Linked DNA regions of Mus musculus: region 1 is linked to region 2. A link is a loop called in an ENCODE intact Hi-C map of the cell type or tissue named here. Cell type or tissue: heart. All regions are shown on one strand. Each heading gives the region's core, and the rest is flanking DNA. Links, peaks and the distances in the headings are about the cores only.

Region 1 (4,248 bases), core at 756-3,255, 910 kb after region 2:
TCTGGTTTGTCTGAGGCCTTGCCCTTTGGTGACCCGCACGGGAGCAGAGCATCCCTCACTGACTGACAGCACTTGCTGTGATGGATGCATGTTCTTTGGGAGATCTGAGAGCTGGGTCATTAGTGTCGGCGCTGCACAGTCTTATGTCAGCTTGACACAAGCTAAAGTCATCTGAGAGGAGAAAACCGTGGAGAACTGGCCTCCATAAGACCAGGATGTATGAAGGCCTGGAAGGCAGTTTCTTAATTAGTGATTGGTGGGGGAGGGCTCAGCCTGTTGTGGGTGGCTTCATCCCTGGGATGGTGGTCTCGGGTTCTCTAAGAGAGCAGACTGAACAAGCCATGGGAGCAAGCCAAGTAAACAGCATCCCTCCACAGCCTGTGCCTCAGCTCCTGCTTCCAGGTTCTTGCCCTGTTCTAATTCCTGTCCTGAGTTCCTTTTTCGATGGGTTACAATGTAGAAGGGTGTTCAATAAACCCTTTCCTCTTAAGCTTGCTTTCTGGCCATGGTGTTTCATTGTAGCAGTAGAAACCTTAACTGAGTCAGAGTCTAAGCTCACACACTCAAGCCCCTGAGGTGTGAACTGTTCAATGGGAAAGGAGAAAGGAAAAAAATCGAGGGAGGGAAGAAGAAAGGGGAAGGGTCGGGGAGTGAGTGAGGGGCTAGTCCCTTGAGCTGCCTGAGCACAGGGAATGTGACCCCCTTGCCCTGCCTCTTCCCAGCATTGCTGAATGACAGGTCTAGATGGAATCTGCATGTCTGTGTTCTTAGCTGACGTTGGACCTCCCTGCCTGGGACCACACACTTGGAGAGCCTGGCTAATTGCAGCCTGCCAGCCAAATCTAGCCTACCCTGTTTGTAAATAAAGTTCCCACAAAACGTGGCCACACTACAGTAGCAAAATGAATGGTTGGGACCGAGACCGTATGGGATTCAAAGCCCACGACATTCACCATGCAGCCATGACCAAAAAGTGTGTGCCAACTTCTCTGCATCACTTCATTCTCTGGAGCACCGTGGTGCTAATTCCAGGCACAGGCCCCTGACCCTCTCTTTTACCACCAAGGACTCCATGAGTTCTTCCTGCCAACGTGCAGTTTGGGCAGAGCATTTGGTTATGTTTCATGGACGGAATAAACATGAGACCGCTAACCTCTGCAGAGTTCCATGGAACTTGGTATACTGGTAACGTTATTCTCTGTGGTCTCACCACTCACCAAAGATTGGGTACAGACAAAAGGCCATATGCGGATCTGCTTTAGTGAGGCAGTGAGTCTATCGGGGTTCCTTACAGGAGCTCGGAGAATTCAAAAGCAGCTGTGTCCATGGTGACGGGTCACAGATGCTGCCTAAAGTCAGTCTTTAGACATATTTTAACACCCACCTTGTATGCAGAGTCCTGTCGCACTGCCTGCTGGGAATAACAGAGTCCCATGGTCCAGCCTCCATATAGATCTTTGTTTGATCATGAAATGTCAGAATAACTAAGTCCCAAGTTCTTAGCACCACTGTGGCTAGGGGACAGACGTCCTCATGACACCCCCTCAGAGTAGGAACAAGAGCCATATGGTTTGAAGTCTGCCTTCATCAGGCAAATTTGATTCTCCCCATCTCGGAGCCAGACCCCTAAATCCTACACCTCTATTTCCTCACTTCCAAGACCGGAAACAGAGAGCCCATGTGCCTTGTTAGAGATGCCACCAAGGCCCCAGGCCCCTGGGTGCATTCACTAGTGGCTCTGCTGTAGCTCTTGAAGCACACCTCAGTAAAATCTCTGCGAGAACATCACACAGAGTCCAAGGACATGGGGATTAAGTCTTTGCATCAGTCCATCCTTTTCTCAGGCAATATGTGGCAACCGATGCTAACAGTGGAAGTCAAGTCCTTCCACCACCTCTGTTTCACACTGGGCAGACAGCCCACCCTGGTCTGCCCTGGTTCCGCTGGCCTGGTCATCCATCAGCAGTATGCGGGTGCCCCCTAGTGGATAAATGGAGGTGGTGGCCGAGCATGCTGACAGACTCTGAGAGACAGAAGAGATAAAGGGCTGGCTGGAAGAGAGTCCCTGAGTCTGAAGGGGACAACTGAGCAGATGTGGGGAGGCAGCAGGTTGGAGTCAATGTGGATCCCAGGAGGAAATGCACTTTTCTTTCTCTTACGGTCTCCAGCATCATGTGGTAATAACCTGCTTTGTTTGAAAAGACAAAACCCCAAGTGTGCACGTGCATATGTGCGTGCCTGCGTACGTATTTTCTGAAGCAGAGAGTGTGGGGTGTGAAGTGGGAGCTGGCAGACATTTTCTGTGAATGTGACTATTTTAGGCTTCATGCCTGAGGCTGTCTTTTAAGCATGACATCACAGGTAAGGGGCAAGGCAAAGAGCAGGGCTGTGTCTGTCTGCTGCATGAAACAGGTCGTGTGAGCTGGGGTTGTGGCTCCATTAGTAAAGTACCTGTCTCACAAACATGGGGACCTGAGTTCCATCCCCAGTGTTCACACAAAAAGAAACAGGCATGTGCAGGAGGCAGAGACAGGAGGTCAGAAGTGACAAACCCGGGGTCCCCGTGAGAGACCCTGAATGGCTCCTGAGGAACAACACCTAGAATTGACTTCTGGTCTTCACACATCCCACCACCACCATTAATATCATCATCATCATCATCTGATTCAGGCCATGAGCTGTATCTAGTCACAGTCATCGTTGGTCAGACCTGAATAGTGTGTCTAACACATGACAGGTTTAATGACGCTGTGCCTCTCTCCTATCTGTGACCTAAGTGCCCAGCATCACACACAATTGAGAGTAGGTGCTCAGGGAGCACGTTGCTAACCCAGATGGCTCTGATTGACCTCTGTAACATAACAGCTTCACCGCAGAATTTCCCAGAATGCACTGAGTGACAAAAGGCGTGCTCTCCAAATTGGCCATTTAAAGCATCACAGCAGATCGGAGCTAGCTGCCGTCCCTGCTTTCTTTTCTAATCTATCTCTGTCTAAAATAACCCAGGCTGTGATGTGAAAGGCCAGGAGGCCAAACTACTTTGTTTAGCACAAAGAAAGCTACCACAGAAGGGGGGAGGCTGGCCTGGGTGACACTACACCACAGCCAAAGCCCCACGTTTTCCAGGGGCTGCCTCTTGGGATATGATGCACAGGCTGACTGCTGCACAGCTTAGAGATGTGGTGAAAGGATTTGTACGGGGGGGGGGGGTGGGGTGGCGGAGGGGGAGAGCGGGTCGTGGCTGGAAAGATGGCTCAAGGGTTAAGAGCACTGACTGCTCTTCCAGAGGTCCTGAGTTCATTTCCCAGCAACCACATGGTGGCTCACAACCATCTGTAATGGGATCTGGTGCTCTCTTCTGGTGTGCTACAGTGTAATCATAAAAATAAATAAATCTTTTTTAAAATGTTTTTATTATGTATATTGGGGATATGTCTACATGGGTGGGCATGTGTGTATAATATGTACAGGTTGTGTGGGGCATTGTGACTAATGACTTCCTCTGTATCTCACTCTCTCTCTTTCCGCCCCCCTCTCTGCACCACCTCTGCTACTCTGCAGGTCTTGGGACTGCTGGTGTGGACTCTCATCGCTGGCACTGAGTATTTTAGAGTCCCTGCTTTTGGCTGGGTAATGTTTGTGGCTGTCTTCTACTGGGTCCTCACCGTCTTCTTCCTCATTGTCTACATCACCCTGACTTACACCAGGATTCCCCAGGTGCCCTGGACCACAGTGGTAAGGACACCTCGGGGTGGCACCTGCCCGGGGCTGTGAGGTGGGACAGCAGGTGTCTCAGGGGCGGCACCTGCCTGGGGCCGTGAGGTGGGACAGCAGGTGTCTCTTCTTGTGGATTTGGGGTCACCTCTGCTCACGTGGGGCAGGCCAGTGCTGGAGAAGCCAGCAGCAGTAGGTGGTCCCTGCTTACCCGATGGCCTGAGAGTGAAGCCAGCACACCTAGGAATGAACAAGGTTCCCAGACAAACTGAGTCAAGGAAAGCTGGATTCTGTCACGATACTCAGTGTCACCTGCAAACAGGTGGGTCAGGGCAACAGTGTCTCCTGATTTCCTTCCTTCTTTCTATGTGCACGACTAAAGAAAAAGGATCCAGGCTGTTAAAACAAACACGTGGCAGGCGTCTGGGTGAAACCGGAGTGTGGGAAGCTTTGGTCTCTATGTCCTGTTGCAAAGAAAACACACAGTGTGGTAGATGGGTCCGGAGTAGAGCAGGGCAAGGCACCTGCCTGCCA
Region 2 (4,248 bases), core at 660-3,159:
TATGTGGAAGAGGTGGATAGCATCTGTGCTCACTGTTTCCTGTGCAGCTCAGCAGACATCGGTGTCCAGTCACACAGCCACATGCCGAGGAGCTTCCAGTGCCAGAAGGAAAAAGTACTTCCTTTCTTTTCTTTTCTTTTTTTCTTTTCTTCTCTTTTATTTTCCGGGTTTTCACGTCAGGGTTTCTCTGTGTAGCCCTGGCTGTCCTGGAACTCACTTTGTAGACCAGACTAACCTTGAACTCAGAAATCCTCCTGTCTCTGCCTCCCAAGTGCTGGGATTAAAGGCATGTGCCTCCTCTGCCCAGCCAGGAAAGTATTTCAATCGACAATGGAGTCATTGTTTTCTCTCAGCGTGAGACTTTGGGTCTAATACATGAAGCTTTAAATCACTTGCTTTCAGAGTACTCTGGTTTCTGTGTATTCCTGTGAGTGTACACGTGCGTGTTTGTATGTGTATCAGAAGACAAACTTGGGTGTCTCCTCTGGTCCCTTCCAGCTTGTTCTGAAGGTACCATTCACACATTTCCCTTTGAAATAGATTCTCCTGCTGGCTTGGAGCTCATCAACTTGGAGAGTCTAGACTATCAGTGAGCAAGTCCCAGGGAGCTGTGTCTCCGTGCATCTCCCCGGAGCTCCCTGCATCTCCGAGACTATCATGTTTACATGGGTTCTGCGGATCTAACTCTCGCTCTTGTGCTTATACAGCAGACTCTTTACTGACCAAGCCACCACCTCTCCTGCCCCATATCTTCTATTTCAAAATGTTACTCTTGTGTCCATAGTTATTTTCATTCATCACTTAAGTGTACTACCGTAAAATATTTTTTCTTAACATGTGACCTTTCTTTATACATGTGTCAGAGTCATTAGTGCTAGCTCCCTAGCAGTCATGCATGATGCTTGACAGTTATTTTCCTAACTTGTTATAAGGCGGTAGAAATTGGGCGTGCTGGCATTGCCTCTTGTCTCTCCACATCCCAGCAATGACAGAGACCAGCACTATTCCAGTTGGATGAACACCCAAGATGCTCTAGTCTGGGTTAGACTGATGTTCCTAACCAGCTTGCCCATACATTAGTGATCAGGAGAGGGGAGGCCGGTTGGTCTAGGATGGCCTCTAGTATCCAGGTGAGTGTTGCCTGGATCAATGAGCAGGTGGGCCACACATCTTCCACCCTCCAATAATGTCAAAGCAAGAGCAAAGAGAAGTCCCCAAGACCTCTGTGTGTATATGTTGTATGTTTTCATGTGTGTGTGTGTATATGTGTGTGTGAACCAGAAGTCAACCTTAGCTGTTGCTCCTCAGGTACCATCGCAGTCTCTTTTCTTGGAGACAGGGTCTCTTAACTGCCTGGAATTTGCCAGGGAGGCCAGGGTTGGCAGCCAGCGAGTCCCAGGGAGCTGCCTTGTCTCGACCCCTCCAGCCCTGGGGTTGCAAGCACGTGCTACCACAATTGACATGTTTTACACAGGTCAGGAACATGTTTTACACAGGTCAGGAACATGTTTTACACAGGTCAGGGACATGTTTTACACAGGTCAGGGACATGTTTTACACAGGTCAGGAGATTGTGCTCACACTCTTCTCGTGGGACAAACACTTCACAGGTTGACGTCTTCCAATCTCTCCCAGCGCCTTTCCATGGGATCGACATTAGCTTGGCTTCCCTTCCTCCATATTCTATTCAGGGCAATACTGCAGCTGGTTGTTTCTAAGCAGCAAACCAACTCGTGATAATCGTTTCAAGTAACACTTCACTGTCAAACAACAATCACGTTCTGCTAACTAATCGGGCATTTGGTCAGGTCTGGACGGGAACAGTTCGCCTGTACTCCACTAGATGGCATCTCCACAGCCCAGGCAGGGGCAGATGAGCCTCCTTACAGCCTGGATTCCAACAGCAAGCATCCCAAGAGCTGGGAAACAGCTGGCTGCTGGTACCCATTCACTGTACTATATCCTTGACTGGATACAGCAGTCCACCACATCGATAAGAGGGATGAACCCCAATTCTAGTGTACGCCATTGCCTGTAGTACCCAACCCTGTGTATATTGGGTTTTTTTTCTATACATATTTACCAATGAGAGCATTTAATTAGACACAGATTGACACCAGCAATAAATAGCAATAAAATAAAACATTTATAATAGCATTCTGTGATGATGCTATGTGAATGCGGTCTTTTTCTTACCCTTCTCCTGAAACAGTCAAGACAAGAGTAATATGTTCAGATCACTGTTAGCCACGAATGATTGAAGTGGCAAAGGTATCTAGGGCAGGGGGCGGGGCATCTCTCAACAGAGTGTTGAAGGATTGAACTGCAGTCTTCAGACTCTACCTTTGAGGGGTGGAGCGATGATGTCACCTGTGAACACCAGTGGTTCTTTGCCCGAAAGAGGGCTTCTGTTGTCCTCGAAATCAATCTACTGCAGTGTGAGCAGGAGCCAAGTGAGGGCCAGTCTCATTCAGGATTTCGTCTGCTTCTTTTAACTAGCACAGAGCTTTGCCCTAGTCTTCTGTTGGCTACTGTCCATAGAGAGAGAGATTTGGTTGCTGCCTGGCTACAGGAGGTACCCTCTTCAGGTTCCATATCCCCAATGCTATGAGTCATGGCTAAGGTCACCCCCCATTGATTCTTGGGCTCATCTCTTATCCCAGATCTCTGTCTTGCCCTGGAGATGCTTCCCACCCCCACCCCTGTCAGTGGCAGATTTCCATCCATTCTCATGATCTTCTCATGGTCATCTCTCCTGTCTCACCCCACACCTGATCTCAACCCCCCATCCCCCTTCCCATTCCCTCTCCCACACTGTTCCCTCTTTCCATCTGCCTCTTATGACTATTTTATCCCCCTTCTAAGTGAGTTTCCAGCATCCTTATTTGAGTCTTCCTTTTTGTTTAGCTTCCTTGGGTCTGTGAAGTATAGCATGGGTATCCTGTACTTTATGGCTAATGTCCACTTATAAGTAAAGTACATACTATTGATGTCCTTTAGGGTCTGGTTCACCTCACTCAGGATGATATTCTCAAGTTCCATCCAGTGGAGCTATAGGGACACAACCCATCCACAAAACTTTCAACCCCAAATTTAATCTAGTTACAAGAAATGCAGGAACAAAGGATGGAGCAGAGGTTGAAGTGGTCAACCAATAACAGGCCCAACTTGAGACCTATCTTAAGAGCAAGCACCAATCCCTGACACTATTAATGATACTCTGTTGTGCTTGTAGACAGGAATCTAGCACAGCTGTCCACTGAGAGGCTCCACCCAGCAGCTGACTCAGACAGATGCACACACAGCCAAACAGTGGATGGAGCTTGGAGACTCTTAGGGGAGAATAGGAGGAAGGATTGCAGCCTCTACGGAGATAGGAACTCCACAGGAAGACCAACAGAGTCAATTAACCTGGACCCTTGGGGCTCTTAGAGACTGAACCACCAACCAAAGAACATAGACAGGCTGGACCTAGGCCTCCCCATACATATGCAGCATATATGCAGCTTGGTATTCATGTGGGTCTCAAACAACTGGAGCAGGAGCTATCTAAAAAACTGCTGCCTGTCTGTGGGATATGTTCTTCTAGCTGGGCTGCCTTGTCTGGCCTCAGTGGGAGAGGATGCACCTAGCCTCACAGAGACTTGATGTGCCAGGGTGGGGGAATACACAGGGGGACCCCCACCCACTCAGAGGAGGAGGGGAGGGGGCATGGGAGAAGGATTGTGAGAGAGGGTGACTGGGAGGGGGCCATGAGAGAGATATAAAGTGAATATGTTTAAACAAAGATAAATTTGGAAATACTGCTCTCCATATTTAGGTGTGTGGAGGATTTTTACCTGGAAAGCTTTTGTGCATCCCTCTTTTATTCAGAAATAGATGCCGGCACTCCAGCTCCCCTCAAAAGACGGAAATGATGCTTTATTGACGGAATGACTATTAGAAGACAACAGAACACACACAATCATCCTTTTCCACTGGACGGGATGAGCACAGCCATTTCTCACCCAGAAAATACAGCGAAGTCCTCCGCCGCAGCTCTGCATGTAAACTCTCACTCACGGGAGCTGCACCATTGATTACACGTGAGGGAACAGTAAGCCCCATTCCCTGCCCCTCACCCCCACTGAGTTTTATTCAAGTTGTTCTCTCAAAGCCTCGGGACCAATATTAAATATCCTGGGGGTGGGGTGGTTTAACCAATCACAATTTCCTATCGGTGTTCTCCGGGCCCATTTATAGATGCTC

The links. A loop is a pair of places that touch in the nucleus more often than their neighbours do. Peaks named below come from ENCODE experiments on the same cell type or tissue, not always from the same donor. Only the 100,000 strongest peaks of a DNase experiment are listed, where the experiment ranks them.
Region 1: a loop joins it to region 2, with 15 times the contacts of the local background. A loop is called at or near these places in 4 of 42 quality-filtered maps.

The regions. Positions count from the first base shown.
Region 1 is chr9:114,795,528-114,799,775 of GRCm38, reverse strand. Cmtm8 (CKLF-like MARVEL transmembrane domain containing 8) reads left to right here. Exons shown (of 4, transcript NM_027294.2): 2 at 3,562-3,735. Among named protein-coding and RNA genes, the nearest start is that of Cmtm7, 16 kb to the right of the region's middle. In heart, for the core only: no CTCF peak of the experiment used is centred there; a DNase peak (open chromatin) is centred at 1,985; H3K27ac peaks cover 772 bases.
Region 2 is chr9:115,702,048-115,706,295 of GRCm38, reverse strand. No RefSeq gene overlaps it. Among named protein-coding and RNA genes, the nearest start is that of D330037F02Rik, 38 kb to the right of the region's middle. In heart, for the core only: a CTCF peak has its summit at 1,838 (motif pointing right); no DNase peak of the experiment used is centred there.